2 separate regions of the Mus musculus genome follow, and region 1 is linked to region 2. A link is a loop called in an ENCODE intact Hi-C map of the cell type or tissue named here. Cell type or tissue: heart. All regions are shown on one strand. Links, peaks and the distances in the headings refer to the core of each region. The heading gives the core; the rest is flanking DNA.

Region 1 (8,647 bases), core at 387-8,386, 52 kb after region 2:
GTAACCTCGGGTTGGAGAAAGCAGCCTACCACCATCTCCCGAGTAATTAGAGTCACACAGAGGAAGATGCATTTCCACACATTAGGAGTTCCTTCAGAGAGAGAACTGTCCCATCCTTCTTACAGAGGTCCAGGCAGGCGCACTGCCTTCAGAAAACCACAAGACAGAATTTCAATGTTTCGCATTTACAGGCGTTTTTGCATCGAATGCTTCCCGAGGCTTCAAGGAAATACCTAATACACAGAAAGCTCTTTCTTCCCTTCTTTTACTAAAACAAAACTGTATTAAACAATAATGACATTCTCTCTTTTAATTCCATTAACCAAAGCCCACCATGGTGGCATGCTATGTCTCTATACTCACTCACAAGCGCACACTCGAGCGCACACTCACAGACTGGACGCCCACGTATATTCACAACTGTGAGCTTGTATTCTGCTGTTGCCAATAGTTAGGTCATAGTTTCCACATCTGTACTGTGTGTTTCTAAGGACATACACTGTGGTGCGACATGCCCAACGTGTTATCAAGCCATAAAGTCTTGCCGTTGGCCCTTGCCTTCTCCTTTATCTCACTGTGACACAATGCTGGAGAGGGGATAACCCACCCTTGATGCAAACTAATGCTCCAGCAGTGCCAAATGAAGAAGCTTTGAGGCTTTCACATGGCCACCTTATTTGGTGATTCACCAACTCACTTGTAAAATCATTTATTTGTCAATGATTTGCCAAGCCAAGTGAGTATAAAGAGTCAGTCAATTTCGCTTGGAGATTATTTACCAGGGAGACTACTGTAACTCACCACACACACCAGGAAGTCAGGTGAACCTACACCAGAAAATATTCACCACCACCACTACTACTACTACAACTGCTACTACTACTACTACTTCTTCTTCTTCTTCTTCTTCTTCTTCTTCTTCTTCTTCTTCTTCTTCTTCTTCTTCTTCTTCTTCTTCTTCTTCTTCTTCTTCTTCTTCTTCTTCTTCTTCTTCTTCTTCTTCTTCTTCTTCTTCTTCTTCTTCTTCTTTTTTTTCTTCTTCTTCTTCTTCTTCTTCTTCTTCTTTTTATTCTTCTTCTTCTTCTTCTTCTTCTTCTTCTTCTTCTTCTTCTTCTTCTTCTTCTTCTTCTTCTTCTTCTTTTACTTCTTCTCCTCCTCCTCCTCCTCTTACTCCTGCTGCTGCTGCTTTTAATGTTAGCATAGAACAGAAACTGAGAAGAAATCTCTTGCTCTCGTAACACTGTAGCTCCATCATGGCCTGTATTCACTAGAATGCTAAGCACTGTCAGCAAGAGTCTCCCTGAATATCTTCCAGAAGGTTCTTAATTAGCTCATAATATACAAACATGTGGTTGATAAACTCAGAACTATACATATAACACACAAATAAATATCACTGGTAGGGATGTGACCTTTAGGGTCTCCTAGCTCAATGCACACATGCAAACCACAAGCTCATTTAGTCCCTATACCAGCAAGCCTCCAGATTCCTTCCTGTAAACACCAGGCAATACTGAACACAGCAGGGGCTCTGGAACCGGCTGCAGCTCCTGATGCCTTCATAACTTCAGGAGTGCTACTCTCCAGAGGATGTGAAATATTTACCCGTGTCTGAGAGGAGACCAGCATCAGCAGCCTGGCATGTCCCTCCCCCACATCTCAGAGACTACCAGCACGTTCTCCCTCCCTTGCTTTTCTCTGCCTACTTGATTGAACCTGTGAGCCCAGCTGTTTCAGGAGAACATCTGAAGGAGGAAGCGGTGGTTATCCACAGATCAGATGTTCTCATGGGAGAGCCTGGACTCCATCCTGGAAAGATGAGCCGTGTTCTGCTGCTTGGCACACTCTCCCATTTCTAAGCCACTGGGAGGAATAGTGCCATGCTAAGGAGCTCTATGACAACATCCTGTGCAATAGGAAATGGGAGCCTGTGTTTTCATTTTAAGATGATGCAGATTTTCTGAATCTTCTAAACTCAAAGGACAGCCGAAATCTTCACACAACTAAAATCTCGCCATACCAAACCATGTCAGAAGTAACTAAACTGTAGCAGAGCCTCGCAAATGTCTAGGCCACCGGGTATTTGAATGTCCTATTAAATTCCATAGTAGTATATGTCCTGAATTATAGCCCCAGCCATCTTCTCCAAGAACCATCATACCAAAAGTGACCAAAAATAATTTCCATTCACTTTTGCTTCATAAGATTATCATGTAAAAATGTGTATGTATAGAGGTCGTAGCCTGTGAGAGATATCTTGGCTAACCAGTGGAAGGCCCTGGGATCAGGCCCTAACCCTAAAAAATAAGTATATAAATCTGTGAGCCAAAAGCTATATTATCAAAATGTCTAAAAAGTAAGAAGGATGGTGAAGACTACACTGTATTAAGCACTGGCCTTGGCGATGAGCACACATGAAATTTACTAAATATGTGTATCCTGTACCACCTTCCCAATTCCCTCTCAGTGCTAAAACTCACATCCTCGAAGGAACCCTGAGCTTAAAGGGCAGTAAGGAGTCTATTTGGTTAAACAGATGATCCTGTTTCACTACCATTTAAAGTAGACACTTCTCTTTTTGTATCTGTTACACTGAACTACGTGACCTTTACTTGACTTTACTGTTATAAAATTCAAAGAGCTCCGGGACCTAACATTGCCAGACAGAACAATCTCTTTTTAAGTCAGAGACACTAAGAGTTCCTTGACAGAGATCTTATGTGAGGGCTGCAAAGTGGCAACCCGGAATACTATGACTGTTCAGCTGACACGTTTTTAGCTAAGATCTCTAAGGTTTGTATTCACAGCCTAACATTTACTAAACTCAACCAATGAGGATTTCAAAGTGAGTCTGCGGGGAAGGGGCGTTTTCATCAAGATGCTGAACTGCCAAAACCCCTCTCTAGGGTTTCCATTTTCCAGTCATACTCCCCAGCTGACTTCTAATTTCTTAACTGAATGTTGGAAATTCCATCCCAGATTTTCCCTTTAAAGATGTTTGCCTCATAGCCTACACTGCAGAGGCCAAGATGTATCTGGCAAGGAGACGCCATGTCTCACAGAAAGATGTGGGTGGAACGGGTCCCATGAAAAGAGAGGCCTCTGAGAACCCACACAGACCCAGAGTTCTAGCACAGAGGGGCACTGGTGTGTATTTATAGGCAAGCCTGGGCTGTTTATTTTGTCCTTATGTCAGGAAACTACAAACATTCATTTCAGAGTCAGTAGGCTCTGGCCATCAAGGGTCCACTCAGAAAGCCAGCCTTGTAGCCCCTTAAGCCACAAGTGTAAAAGAAAACTTCTCAAAATGCTCCGGCTGTAATGACTTTAGATCCTTGGATCCACAGGCTCAATTCAGTGAAGGATGAGACGAACTATACACAAATCATTTACAAGTGTGTGGAATATAAGCAGTCCTGAAGGAATGTAGCTGGGAGCTGAGAGAAGCTGCCCACAGCTCTCTTCTCATTCCCGAGCCCTTCCAGACCTCTGAAGGCAAAGGCCACCTTCCCTGCCCCCTGCCCCTTCCTCGCCCCAAATCACAAGGACCTTTGTCTAGCTGGGCTTCCTGCTCTGATTCCAAAAAGATTTCTTAGAATACAGAGTCAAAATCATGTTCCAGGGAGACCACTCAATCATAAGAAATCTCTAGTTATCATGAAAAGTAAAGAACAGACAACAGGGGTTGTCACACTTGCTGTAGCAGCTTTGAAAAATGACTCTGTCAATGGCTTCAGAGAAACAGGAAACAACTAGGAAGAGGCAAGGCCTTCTGGACAGGTGGAGAACCCCCCCCCCCCAACTTCACTGGAGAACCAGAGAGCTAGGAGTCCTGGTCCATCTTCCTTAGCGGTGGGCCTCCTGCTCCAGGACCACAGTGCTTCCTGAGAGAGACCCATGTTCATGATCAGCGAAACTTCCCAAACACAGACTCCAGGATACAGCCTACAGGGGGAAATCTGCCCTTGTTCACTGGCTGATGGCTTTATGATGTGGAATGAGGAAGGCATATGTGTTATGAGAACAAACTGTTCTCTGTTCTCACTCCTGACTTACAAGAGTCAGAGCAACGTACCTTTTGAACAAGCCCCTGGAGACAGGAGTAGATATACTGCCATTACTCGAAGTTCTGACTAGCTTCCACAGAGATCATAGTAAAACACCAAGTCTAGACATGGTCTACGCACATCATACCCACCCATCCACCTTAAAAGTGCCTTAACCCCATTTTGTGCCTGACAAAACTTGGCCCAAGTTAACATTTCTTTTCAAAGGTGGTCCAATAAAAAGTTGTATCTAGGTCCTTCTGGCACATGGAAGTCCTCCTGTGTGAATCCCTCTAAAAAGCAGAAGGAATTGCCTCTTTGTTTACTTGGTCATCAACGAACAGTCAGTCATGATGCACTGAGTTCTGCCCCAAAGATGCCTTCACCAACCCAAGTCCTAAGCACAAGTGGCTGGACCCCAATAATGACGCATAGGAACTGAGTTACTAAAATCGTAAGGGACATAATACACAAAAGTTTGGGCAAACATTGAGATATTTGGAAACAAAGAGTACCCTGAAGATATCATGCAGGCTTATCGTTCTATGTGCTTGAGGAGTTCAGGCAGAAGGGTTACTTCACAGACAGAAGGACTGCCTAGACAGACACTGCTTCAAGACTGGGCATGGACAACTCTAGCACACAGCAAGAGAAAAGAAAAAAATAGGTCGGAAGACAAATCCAATCAGTAAACTAGACGGCTATGGTCATCCACAGAAGATGGTGTGCACACATTTTCATCTCTGCTTCCCACTTAATGCATGGCTGTGGTCCTCGGGCTGGCTGTGGTGATGAGCTTCCTGGGAGGGAACAGTGTGGCCCTGCTTCATGTGTCATATGATGCCACTTCTAGAACAGTTTCACAAAGGGATCTCTATCTATAAACATCAACCCAGCACTACTGATAGACGGAGCTGATAACTCTTTATGGTAGCGTACTGCACTGCGTGTTACAGGATGTGTGATGGCATCTCGCTTCAACCACTAGAGGCCAGCAGCAGGTCCCCTGCTCTGAACCTGTGACAAGTGAAAGTGTCTACTGAAGTGACAGATGTACCTAGAATGTAGAGCGGAAGAGTCAGGACCAATCTCCCATGCACCAAGAGCCTGAGATCTCAGAGTTAGAGGGGCTCTCCCTGCAAGAGGGAAGAGAAAGTGAATTGGGATAAGGAACTAAGTCAGACACTGGTTCCCTGTACAGACATTCACTGAGAACGGAAATTATCTGAGGGGAAAATCCAGAAATGTGGGTGATTCAGATCTTAGACAATCTGCTTTAGGTGGCCAAAAATCAAACACACTTGGAAACAGAACAAAAAAGATGAAGCCAATAATAATAATTTTTAAGAATGGTGTTTAGCCCTGTGAAGCTCAGCTATATATAAAGTCAGGGCCTCATCTCCTAGGAAGCACTTTGTCCTAAGCTGTGTCCAAGAGAAAGATCATGCCAGGGGTGTTGGCAGTGTCAAACACAAGCCCCTATCATGGTGCTGACGTGATACTGAGATTAAACACCGTGGAATGTGGAACGAGGAGTGGAAACACAGGACCTGTTCTACACCCAGGACCTCCTGCCACTTGGAACATAGCAAAAGGCCAGCCATAAAGCCTGCAGGCCAGATGTGTGTTCTTAAAAAGCTTGTGAAAGGCGCCAGGTGCACCTGGAGCGGCAGCAGCCCGGGGATTCCGAGGGCTTAACAAGCACCGTCCACTTGTCCTTGGGTACAGCACAGGTGCCCTGCTGAGAACTGTACACAAAGTAAGGCTGCCACACCTGGTCTCGCCCTTCTGGTAGGCACCTTGGGGCAACTTTAGAAAGAGTCACTGGAGTGACATAAGCCACAGGTAGTTTTGGGTCCGCCAAGGTTCCTGCCCTCCATCAACTGTGACCAAACTAAGGCAAAGAATGAACCTGTCATTCAAACAAAAGGACCAGGTGAACTGGGAAATTTCTTCACACCAGAAACAAGTTGGGAGTTACAGAAGTGAGAAACAGTTCCCCATGTCCTTGTCCAGGGAACCAGAGGCCAGAGCGAGAGAGGAATGCACAGCCTGAGTCGAGAGGGCTGACAGGAATCAGCTCAGTGCTGACTGAAACACAGCGGCGCCTTTCTTACCAGTCAGGCCAGGCTCCCTGCCCAGCAAGGAGCAAGATGTCCAAAGCAGCTGGATAAGCAGTCTGTGCTTACAGTCCCAGCTACTCAGGGAGCTGAGGCAGGAGGATTGTTTGGGTCTAAGAGGTCAGTTTTTATTCCCTGGCATCACAAAATGGAAAAAAAAGTGTATATGTATGTGTGTGTGTGTGTGTGTGTGTGTGTGTATATATATATATATATATACATATATATATATATATATATATATATATGAATGACAGACTTGGATTTCTCTACATTATTTTAACTTTGCCATATACTTGAAATTTTCATGAAAAATACTAAAAGCACTTTTTTAAAAAATTGTGGGTTTTTTTTTTTTGAGACAAGGTTTCTCTGGGCTCAAAAACAGAGATCTACCTGCCTTAGCTCCCCAAGTGCTGGGATGAAAGGTATACACCGCCACACACCAGCTCTGAAAGCAAGCAGCATTGCTCATCCTAGAGTGTGACAAGAGCAAAATAAGTATATGTTAAATAAAAATTATAGGCTATAAAAGACTATGAACACAACGCAAAGTTTGTGAGACTAAATACCGAAGTATTAATGGTTGTCCTCTTCTGAAAGTTTGAGAGTAGGCTAATGGGTGAGTTTTACTTTTCATGCATTTGTAACTTTTTACCTTTTTTTTTTAAATCAGCGATTATTGCTTTGCTATCTAAACAAAATGTATGCTTAAAAAAGAAAAAAAAAATCTGCAGTGCTGCAATCAAATCCAGGGCACCCTACCGCTGGTTCTCACCTCCAGAGGAAGAAATTTAAGCCATAAGACATTTGCCTTGTATGCACAAAGCCTGGATTTGGTTCCTAGTTCCATAAAAAAGAAACATCATCAACAACAAAACTTACATAAAATAATTAGTGGAAAAAATAGTCAAAACAATGACATCTATTGTAATTAGCATAAATTACTAAATTTGGCAAAAGACACTAATACATTACTTAATCGAAACAGGATTAATTGGCTAATTGGCAAGATTAGCTTGACTCAATGGTAAACTCTATGCAAATATTTCAAAATCTGATCTCTTCTGTTCCCACACATTCTGGATAAGGAATATACAACCAGTACTAACAATTCTGAGATAACTACTCAGCCCCACGTCACAGATAAGAACAAAGGCTTGAAGAAGGAACTGCCCAGTGTCTCCAACAGCTGCCCCAGGAATGTTTCCAAGCTGGGTCTGTTCCCAAAGGCCGTGCCTTAACAAGTGGAGTGTGAGGAAGAGGACACAGGAAGGAGAGTGGAGAGAAAGGCAGCAGGAGAACTGGGGCAGCGAAGACTACAGACCACGGCTCAGCATCTGACCCTGCAGGGCTCTCTCCTTAGATGAATTACAGATCATAGTGGAGCTATACATGTATTCTGGCCTCAAGGACAAGCAATGTGTATTCTGAAGGAAGAGACAATGCCGGCCAGGGATGTGGTTCCGTAAGGAAAAGTGCTGGTCATGCAGGACTGGTGACTTGAGTTTGAACCCCAGAACCCACAAGATGGCAGCAGGAAGAAATGGGTTTCACAAAGTTGCTCTCTGACTTCCACACATGTGCTGTATCACAAACATGTGTACATGCATATATAAATATATATGCATGATGTATGTGTGTTCATATACATTTATACATATACACATATAAACATACACACAAATATTTTTAAAAAGAGACTAGAGATCTTGATGTTTTATATGGAGAAACATATAGGCAAACTCTACCCAACCCCTTGACATAAAGAATTCGCATTTGACCTGCTCACTCACCACCTGAACTCTGGCCAACCCTACCCGTCATCATTAAGACTTATACACAGCTAACCTAGAGGACGGCATCCCTCTCAAGTGATCAAATAGAAATGTACTCTGGAGACCAGCGATGTTAACACTCTGCGCCAATCACCGCCAGCAGAGCAAACACAGCTCTTTGGCTCGAGCATCAGCACTGCAGCCTTCACGACTGTCTAGGGGGCTCCACAGTCAAGGCCGTGAAGAAAGCTACACAGAGAAGACACTGTCATGGAAACTGACTGTTCAAAGCTGACGCCTTCACTTATAGTCCACTCAACCATTCTCTTCCCCATCTCTGATGTCTCTCAAATCCTCATCTCCAGCTCCAGTCCGAGGGCTGAGACCCCAGTTCCCATTTGGATACATGGAAAAGACATCCCTAAACCTCCCCAGTGCACACTTCTTCCTGTGCAGAGAAGCTCTACCCTATCCAGTGACAGGCAAGGGCACATGACTGGTTCTGGCTAATGACCCGTGAGCAATATGGGCACTCCTCTGCACAGAGCTTGTGCTGAGGGCCAGAACAGACCAGAGGGAGGCCACCTGAACTGCTGCGGGAAGGACATCTCCCAGGTCCACAGAACTGTGTGGCTTTAATTCCTGGGACTGAAGGGCTATTTGCTGCATGCTGCAAGCAAGCTATCCTGGCCAACACAACAGG
Region 2 (8,647 bases), core at 381-8,380:
AACACCAGTGTCTTTACGGAAAAGCTTCTTTGTTTCTTTTACTGTTGGCAACAAATCCATATTTTTAAAAAAGAAAGCAAAAACAATGGGAAAAGGCAATTCCTCCTGCCTGATTTAGTCTACAAAATTAGTCTGCCGGTTATGTTGTTAAAATGTCTAAAATCAGCGCATACAGTGTGATATTCTACTTGTAATACCACATATAACCGAGAGGCTCAGCTGGCCTTGGAGGGGTCCTGGAAACCCCTGGTTACCAGAAACCGCTAAGGACATTCTTATTCTTGGTATCTAACTATAGACAAGTAAGAGCAAGGTCAAATACCAGGGATGTATGACAGCGGAAAACAGTGACCTCTCCGGAGCCTAATGGATGCTGGGAAACAGCCTTTACTTTTGACAATGGAGACTCTCAGCACAGAAAAGTTGTAAAGCATTTGAGAGCTTTTTCTTCACCTTACATGAAAATAATAAAAAAAAAATACCAGTCGGACCCAAATATAGAGTCACTCCCTGGTGTTCCTGTGTAGATTTGGTTTACTGATGCCAAACACAAGGACAAAAGAGACCTGCATGCGAATTCTTGGTGTGCCTGCCACGAGGGCACTTCTTATTCACCTACAGGGAAGGAGACAATGACTGCCCTGAGCTTATAGGACAAACTTGGAGAGTCTTCTAGGGGCTCATTTGCTAATGAATGGCAAAATTAGTCTAAAAATCAACATCATTACGAGTTAGGAAGGGGGGACCTGTGAAGTCACCAGCCCTTGCCTACCACTAGGCAGCAGTACTCGCTATCATCAGCCAATAAAATGTAGTATTTTAATCTATATATTATTAATATATTACATTGGTATATAATATAAATATATTATAAATTATAAAGATTTTCATACACACACACACACACGTGTGTGTGTGTGTGTGTGTGTGTGTGTGTGTGTGTGTGTATGTGTATGAACCTTTGTAGGGAACACATGGACACTGGGTCAGTTCAACATCTGGTAGAGAAAAACAGAATTATGTTTGATAGTTCAGAACTTTCTAAAGGTAATTTACAACGTATAGGACAAATAGCAAGCTTTCGGTACTCCGCAGTGGCTAGCTGAAGAGAGAAGGTGCCCTCACATCCTTGCAGGCAGGAGTCCTGGAGAGGTTTAGCTACCAGCCGTCCCTGTTACCAGAGGCCAAAGTTTTATAAAGTCAAGCAGCTGAGTGCGAAGCTTGAGTGGCCCAAGCTCAGGGTCTGCTCACGAAGAAGGCAACTTGCACCTGGTCCAACCAGCAACAGGGACCAAAGTGGCTGTCTCCAGAGAAGAAATATTGGAAAAGCCCAATGCAAAATTGCTTAGGAAAGGAAAGGAGCCGGCGGGGGGGCGGGGGGGGGGGACGACACTATCGGACACCCGCAGCTGTAACTCACGGTGCACTTAACAGAGTAGGACCCGTGACTTAGTGGATACTGGAATCCGAAAGGAGGAAGGAACAAGAAGACTCAAGACTTGCCAAAGAACACAGTGACAGAGGGCAGAAAATAAAATCACAGTCCTAAAAGAAAGCGAAGATCAAAATTAAGCATAGGGGGATTAATGTTAATGTCCAAGCTTGCCCAGCGTAAAGGCCAAATTGTGATTACACATCTCAGAAAGAGGAGTTCCAGGTTCTCCAGTCAAATGTTCTCTTCATGTCATCAAAAACAATCTCTTAGTAAGTGAACCTGAAGACGGGTTTTTTTGGTTGTTAGTTTTTAGTGATGGGGTTTTTTGTTTGGTTGGTTGCTTTTATTTTGCTTTGTTTTCTAATTTCTCCAACCCCTATATGAGTGGCTGTCGACTGAAATGCACTTCTGAATACCGTGTTAACATCCTCAGTCCCGCCAGAGTCTTGGCTTCTCTGAGCCCCACAGGTTCCTTAAACTGAAAGACCCCCAACAAGCACAGAAAGGACATTGTGGCTTGAATCACTACTGTGCAACCTATATAGAAACAGATATAAAAAAACAGATTCGAACTCATCTCAACCAACTACAGCATGTGGTTTTAAACAATGTATCGCATGTTTCTTGTGCTGTGTATACTGGGGTGAGGGGCAGTGTCAATGTGTACTGAGATATTTGCCAGCATTGGTGGATCTTGTTCAGTCCTCAGTAGGGTGCAAGGCCTGGACCTAGATAGACACCATGAGCTTACAAAGTTGTGCTTCAGACACAACTGCTTTTCCAGGGCGACCAGATGTGAGGAAATGCATGAGTGACCTTTGCATGGGGCAATAGGCATGAATAATAATAATAACAACAACAGAACACACTCAGCTGCCCCTTTGCCCCCATTTCTTAGAGACAGAAGAAAAGCAGGACCAGGAAGAGGCGTGGTTTCCACAACTACAGAGTCAGGTGTGCCTCTTTCAAGTGTGGTCCACTGAACAAATTCTTCCTAAAGTCATTCTTCCTAAAGTAGAGTTTTGACCTTGGAACTCCGATCAACTCTCCAATCCCCTCAAGGTTGGCACTGGGGAATGAGGAAACTCCTCCAAGGCCAGAAGTCAGCCTGAGGAGCCACCCAGCTTCCTGCACTGCCTCTTCCCAAGGTAAGGTTCCCCAACTGTCACAAGAGCCAGCCAGGTGCCATCAGCTTCTAGAACTGACCAAGTAACCAGCCAGCTGTTTCGCTTTGCTGATGAGTGATTAAATCTGGTCTCTGTCCACCGGTTTATCTGTGCTTATGAATTAGATCACAGCGACCTCTAGCTTCCTTGGAGCCGTGCCATCCTCAAAATGTCTTCGGGCCTCCGGGCACTGAGAGCCAAGTCTAAGTGGAAAGCCCGGAGGCCACAACCTCCTTCCTATCGGCTGGGAAAGCTGCAGCTGAAGAACAGAGGAGCGTTTGGGGCAGTACTTCCTCGAAGGAGGCGGAGGGGACACTTTAAGTGTCCACGGGAGCACCAAATCTCTGGGTTTCAGAACCCTGCTCAGAAGAACTCAAACACCACTCTCGGAATTCATAGCAAAGGGGATAGAGCCCAGATGCAGTCAAGTCCTGGGACAGCAGCCACCTGCACTTAACAGGGCTCCTTTCCTTCTAGAAAACTTTTCCCTCTATCCTGACAGTGGCTTTTCAGCAGCGTCACTAAAATGAGCCTAACTGCCTGCCACAGGGCCACATGCACAGTGACTGGGGAGGTAAGAAGATACCAAGTGAGATCCGAGGGGAGCAGACTGCAAGGGGAGCAGACTGAGAGCTCTTGTGGGAAGGTCTGCGCCTGAATGGGCTCCTTTGCCTCCCAAACTCTTCTTCCTGTGTCAGATGCAACAGCAACCAAAGAAGGCAGGTGCTCCTGGCCCGGAGAGCAGTGCCTGGGTTCTGCAGAGCAGGGTCAGAAACACAGAGGTATAGTGCTCACCCAGACACAGCAGACCTAGCAAGGAAACAGGAAAGAGACCGTGACCTTCAAGATGCCCTGCAGCAACTGCGAAACCATGTGGCCAAGATTCCTGGATACGGGAGCTATTCCAATGTCCTTGATGCTTAATCTCCTGTTAGACAACAACTCTAGGACTTGTACCCAAAGGCTTAACACTTACAGTCCCCTGTCTCCCTCCAACCCAACCGAGTGAACTGCCACACTGCCTTGCCGCCAAGAGTTAACAAATACACCAAAGACCAGAGTTGCTGCAATCCCCAAAAGGATTTGGTTTTAAGAAAAAAAAAAAAAATCAGCAAGAAAACAGTTGACTACGCATTGCAATTTTTTATTATAAAACAGCTCCAGCATTAGCACAGCTCTTAATGCCAGGGGCATAACTCAAGATGAATAATTGCAGAATTGTCTCAAGGGGATGAAGCACACACTGAAAGCGAAGTCTAACTTTTGCTTGCTATTTGTAGCAATAATTCTACAACCTTGACCGGAACAGCACACTTCTAGGAAATAGAAAAGAGAGCTATCTCTAAAACTCTACAGACTAGACTCTCAGAGTATATGTAGTCCAGAGACTGGAATGAACAGCGTCACCTGGGAGCATTTCAGAAATGCAGGGTCTCAGGTCCCAATCCGGAGTCACTGGATCAGAATCTGCATGAGGGCAAGATGCTCAGATGACTCATTGGGCACCAAAGTTGAGGTTTCCTAGCCAATCACTGTACCTGGAAGACCGCAGTGCACCGCAACTCTCCAGCTTCCCCCATTCACCTCTTAGAAGACTAGAACTATTAGCCGTGAAAAGAGAATGTAGGGAAAAGTATATGTGCCCATAAGGTCACATAGTTTGTGATGAAGTATATCCAAGGGCAACACAAGTGTAAGTGACATGTGACAGTCAACTGCCTAATCCAGTGACTGTCAACTATGCCCATTGCGTCCAGCAGGCCAAGTAGCCAAGCACAGCCTCTCATCTCTACAGGGATTCAGAAGCTTGGAAATCATGTCTAACCACATTCCTGTCAACTGCCCATCACTAACAGCTGCTCAGCGGAGAGGCTCAGTACAGGGAGAGGAGCTGTGGCCACTGTTTTCCACGCAAACCGTTACAGCCCCGATCTCTCCCACTCGTGAGGACACTGCCGAACTAAGGGTAAAATGTCATCTCATCACACCAATAACCATGAACCCACTCGTCTTTTAAGGGACCTGATAATCGTGTTGGCAACTGAGCTACAATTAGTTATCAATTGCTTGCTTGCCACCTGCCCTGCTCCATAGAGAATCATAGTCTGGGGAGTGTGGAGGAATAGCGGAATCATCTAAACACATCACTGCTGCCCCCACCATTTGCCTGCCACCAGGCCCCTGCCTTTCATTTTGCATTTCTCCCTCTTACAAGCAAATGGCGCTCACTGATCTGGTCTGACATTACTCGCTGAGGCCGCCATCCATAGGATAGTGGCTGAGGTATTCACAGTCCAAAACCATGATCCTGTGGAATTTCCTGAGTCTGGGCCCTGGAGGGTCACTTGTCAGCTGTTCTGGACAAATGCACGTTCCCCATCAATGAGTGAGAGAGAAGGGCACTCCTGGTGGTCTTGGAAACAGCAGACAATGACCATTTCACTTTTTCTGACAGCAAAATAAGAGAGAAACTAGATGCCATGCTTTTACAATCTGGAAAGGAAGACTTTTAAATGTAAAAATAAAGTAAACAGAAGGCAAGCATACCCAGACTCGGGGTATCATCTAGGCAGATTCTCCACCAACCAGTTTCCTTCCAATGTGGCTAGGAAACTGGAGTCTTAGTCCAGCAATGTTGAAGGTTCAGGCAAAAGCCAGTTTTTCTCCCGTACAATGATAGACCAATCAACGGTCAAGTTCCTGTTGAATATGACTCTTACTGTGAATAGAGGAAAACCACGTTTCCCAGTGCACAGAAAGGCTAATTTAAAGACATTCTGACAGTGGTAGCCACAGACACAAAACCAGGATTAATCACATCCTCCTCCACGCCCAAAATGATCTGCTGGTTTGTACGATTTAAAACAGGACTGGAAAGGTCTTTAGTGCTTACAGTTAATGAGGATCCCGCAAACGTTTTGATACGAGATAGGCCCTTGGAGAGCGTGTTGTCAACTCTCCTCATTTTCCAGCTGAAGGAACTGATCCCCGGAGCAGCTGAACTGTCAGAAAGTATAGAGTTAAAATTCCTATGGGAGGTTGAGGTGGTGGGGGCTCCACCACAGGCACTACAAAAGCAGTGTGAGGAGACAGACGTGAGAGCGATCTGCTTGCATGACCTTCTGACGGACTGAACTTCCACACACAAGTCTGTAACGGCTCGGCTCGGCAGTGCTGGGATCCCTCAGCACTGAGGCCTGCTCTGTGGAGCGGCCAGCACTGCTCTGAGAGAAACACACTACACAGGGATCATTTCCAAAGCCAGAGTCACCCTTCTGAAGTCACGGGGGTCTGCAGCCGGCCATATCCAAAAAGACAGGCACATGCATTTTAGATCAAATATTAATGCTTATAAGTTTCCAATGCAACATTTACACACCCGCAGGTGGCCTTTTTCAGGGGAATCTCTGCTGAACCGGCTCCATTACCAGAAGCTTCTATGAAACCACAACCACCCATCTGTACACTTGAAAGAGTCAGACCCTCTGCGAGGTGGTGAGAATAGCCCCAGTTGCCACAAGCACTCAAGGAAACAACTGACATCATTTTTTTTTTTTTGCAAAGTTCTAAGAAGGATTAATGGAGGATAACAAAATATTCAAAGAATCTGCAGGATTTCAAATCTGCAATAAGGAAAACTCGCACACGTAAAACAACTAATTATTAATAGTATTCATGAGACTTGGTTACTCAGTATTTTTAAGCTCTCCTTGCAATTTATCAGGTTCTCACTTGGCACCCCGAGGCAGCTAGCCTAGCCAAAGTCGAGATTCAGTGCAGACCATGTCTCAAAAAGGTAAGGTGGGAAGGGATGGATGGAGACACCAAACACTAACCTCGTTTGCCTCCAAAGGGGCAGGTGAGGGCAAGCACAACCATACAAGCCCATGTGCACACACATGCACACACCACACTGAGAAGACTAATAAGGAAGAGGACGTATGGGGAAGACACTGGAAGCTGAGCTATGACCCCCCACTCACGTGCACATCCATGAATACCCTCCTGCCGGTAACAAGAACAAATGCACACCCCACACGTGTAAACATAGGTACATGTACTATCTTACAGTTAAACATGTAGTGCCTGTTTCACTTTCACTCTGTCCTTGATGGCAAGAATATTCCCACTGTTTGTGACTCTGTCAACTTAGAGGACCGTGTGCAAACGTTTGATTGATATATGTCAACTAGTCCTTTAAGATACACTGAGCCCTGAGCATCTAACGTTCACCTTCTGCCAAGGGCAGAACAGACCTTAACAAATAAAAAAATGAGGAAGATAAATGAAAAAAATCATGTACTGATAGACTCAAACTTATTCTTTTGGTCTAAGACTCTAGTTTTGCTCAGATCTCTACGGTTTTTATAATATATGAAAGTTACTGGTGATAATTAAAGCCCTGAAAAGAAGGAAGGAAAGAACAGAGAAAAGAAGGAAGGCAGAAAGGGAGAGAGGGGAAGAGACTGCATCCCATCTACTTCCCTGATGTTTGGCCCCACCCCCACCCCACCCCACTCCCATCCCACTCCACCCCCACCCCATGCAGTTGAGTGCGCACAGCTGAGGAAGGACTCCAGCAGGAAGCAGGGCAGAGTGCTTCTTCCTTGCTGGATTCACCCTGTAAGCTTTCTTGAGTTATTGCCCAAGCTAATCCTAGCAGCTGCCAAGGGGGGAAGCAGCTCACGGTCTGTCCCAGGTGCCTCTTGCTGATGGCGTACAGCTAGAACGGAAGAAAAACCACATTTCCAGAGCTGATCGCACCCTGGGCTCAGGCGAGAGGTTTCACCAAATATCATCATCTATCAAAATCCCCCAAGCCAAGAAGTCACATCAACTTACCCTCCTTACTAATAAAAGTAATTTTAAAAAAACTAGTCTCTGAGATTTTTCTTATAATTATTCATACCATAATTTACATGATAATGAACTATCCCTGAATCTCAAAGCAAGTATTTGGGTTGACTACAAAGCCACTCATAGCCACCACAGCTTCTAACCCATCTGTGGACTCTATTTTCTAGGCACACCCAATGTCCATGTTTTCTCTGCTTCACGCCCTCTGATTTCATTCACTATTTAACCCATAGTTACCCAGGGCAAAGCAACAGCAAAAGATTTTTTGTTTTTTTCATTAAGAAACTATCTTTGGTGAGGTGCACTGGCCTACCTGCTACAATCCCTGCATTTAGGAGGTGGAAACGAGATTCTGGGTCCAAGAACAGGTGGGCAACAAATGAGCAAGCCTATCTCTGGCCCGTTGCTATACAAGCTTATTCAGTTAATATATCAACTGTGCCTTATACCACCCACAGGCTCCTTGACTTGCAAGGAGGCGGGGCCTCCATCATGTGTCCCTGTCAGATCACAGTCACCAAACCTTCCTAAACCCCTGCCTCCTGTCAGGCACTCTCTGGTAAAGTAGCCGTAAACAACAGAGTTTCTACCTGTGGGAGCTACCTGGTTTGGAAGGAAGAAAGAAAAGGAGGAACCCAGTCTCCACAGGGTACCACAGGCTAGATCAAGTGAGGGTGTGCAGAGACCATGTTCAAAGTTCTTAGGGGCTCAGCCAAGTGAGGCAGGGTAAGTGAAGGAGAAGGTGAAAAGGGTTTCTCAAGGAGTGGCTGCCAGAACTAGAGGTGTAGGGTAGATGGTGTTAGCAAAGCAGAGAGGGTCCTGAAGACCAGGAGCATGTGTAGAGGAGACACAGCCACAGGTAGGTCCCCGCTCCTCTGCACAGTCATGGGTGTGTGTGTGTGTGGGGGGGTGTCTTTATTTGCTGTAGCAATCTGTTTTAAATTGCAGGCCAGGAAGTGACCGGGGCAGTACACAGTGGACTCTTCCCTCTTTCAGAATGGGAAATGATAGGGGCAAACAAAGGGGAACAGCAAAGGAATGGGGGTAGGAGGTCGGGCAGAGCACGGAGCCCTGCCCTTTAACCACTTCCTTGTCATCTTGCAACACTGCAAAAAGGTAAAGCCCCGCCCCCTCCTGCAAGCTGGCAACAGTTAGCTGACTGCAAAATGGGATGTTTAACCGTGCTCTG

The links. A loop is a pair of places that touch in the nucleus more often than their neighbours do. Peaks named below come from ENCODE experiments on the same cell type or tissue, not always from the same donor. Only the 100,000 strongest peaks of a DNase experiment are listed, where the experiment ranks them.
Region 1: a loop joins it to region 2, with 7 times the contacts of the local background. A loop is called at or near these places in 5 of 42 quality-filtered maps.

Annotation. Positions count from the first base shown.
Region 1 is chr2:68,425,655-68,434,301 of GRCm38, forward strand. All of the region lies in intron 1 of Stk39 (serine/threonine kinase 39), which reads right to left. Among named protein-coding and RNA genes, the nearest start is that of Stk39, 42 kb to the right of the region's middle. In heart, for the core only: a CTCF peak has its summit at 5,029 (motif pointing right); DNase peaks (open chromatin) are centred at 5,047, 5,557, 6,127 and 7,387; H3K27ac peaks cover 3,925 bases.
Region 2 is chr2:68,374,104-68,382,750 of GRCm38, forward strand. All of the region lies in intron 5 of Stk39 (serine/threonine kinase 39), which reads right to left. Among named protein-coding and RNA genes, the nearest start is that of Stk39, 94 kb to the right of the region's middle. In heart, for the core only: CTCF peaks have their summits at 2,736 and 4,340; DNase peaks (open chromatin) are centred at 2,778, 4,428 and 7,268; H3K4me3 peaks cover 938 bases; H3K27ac peaks cover 5,572 bases.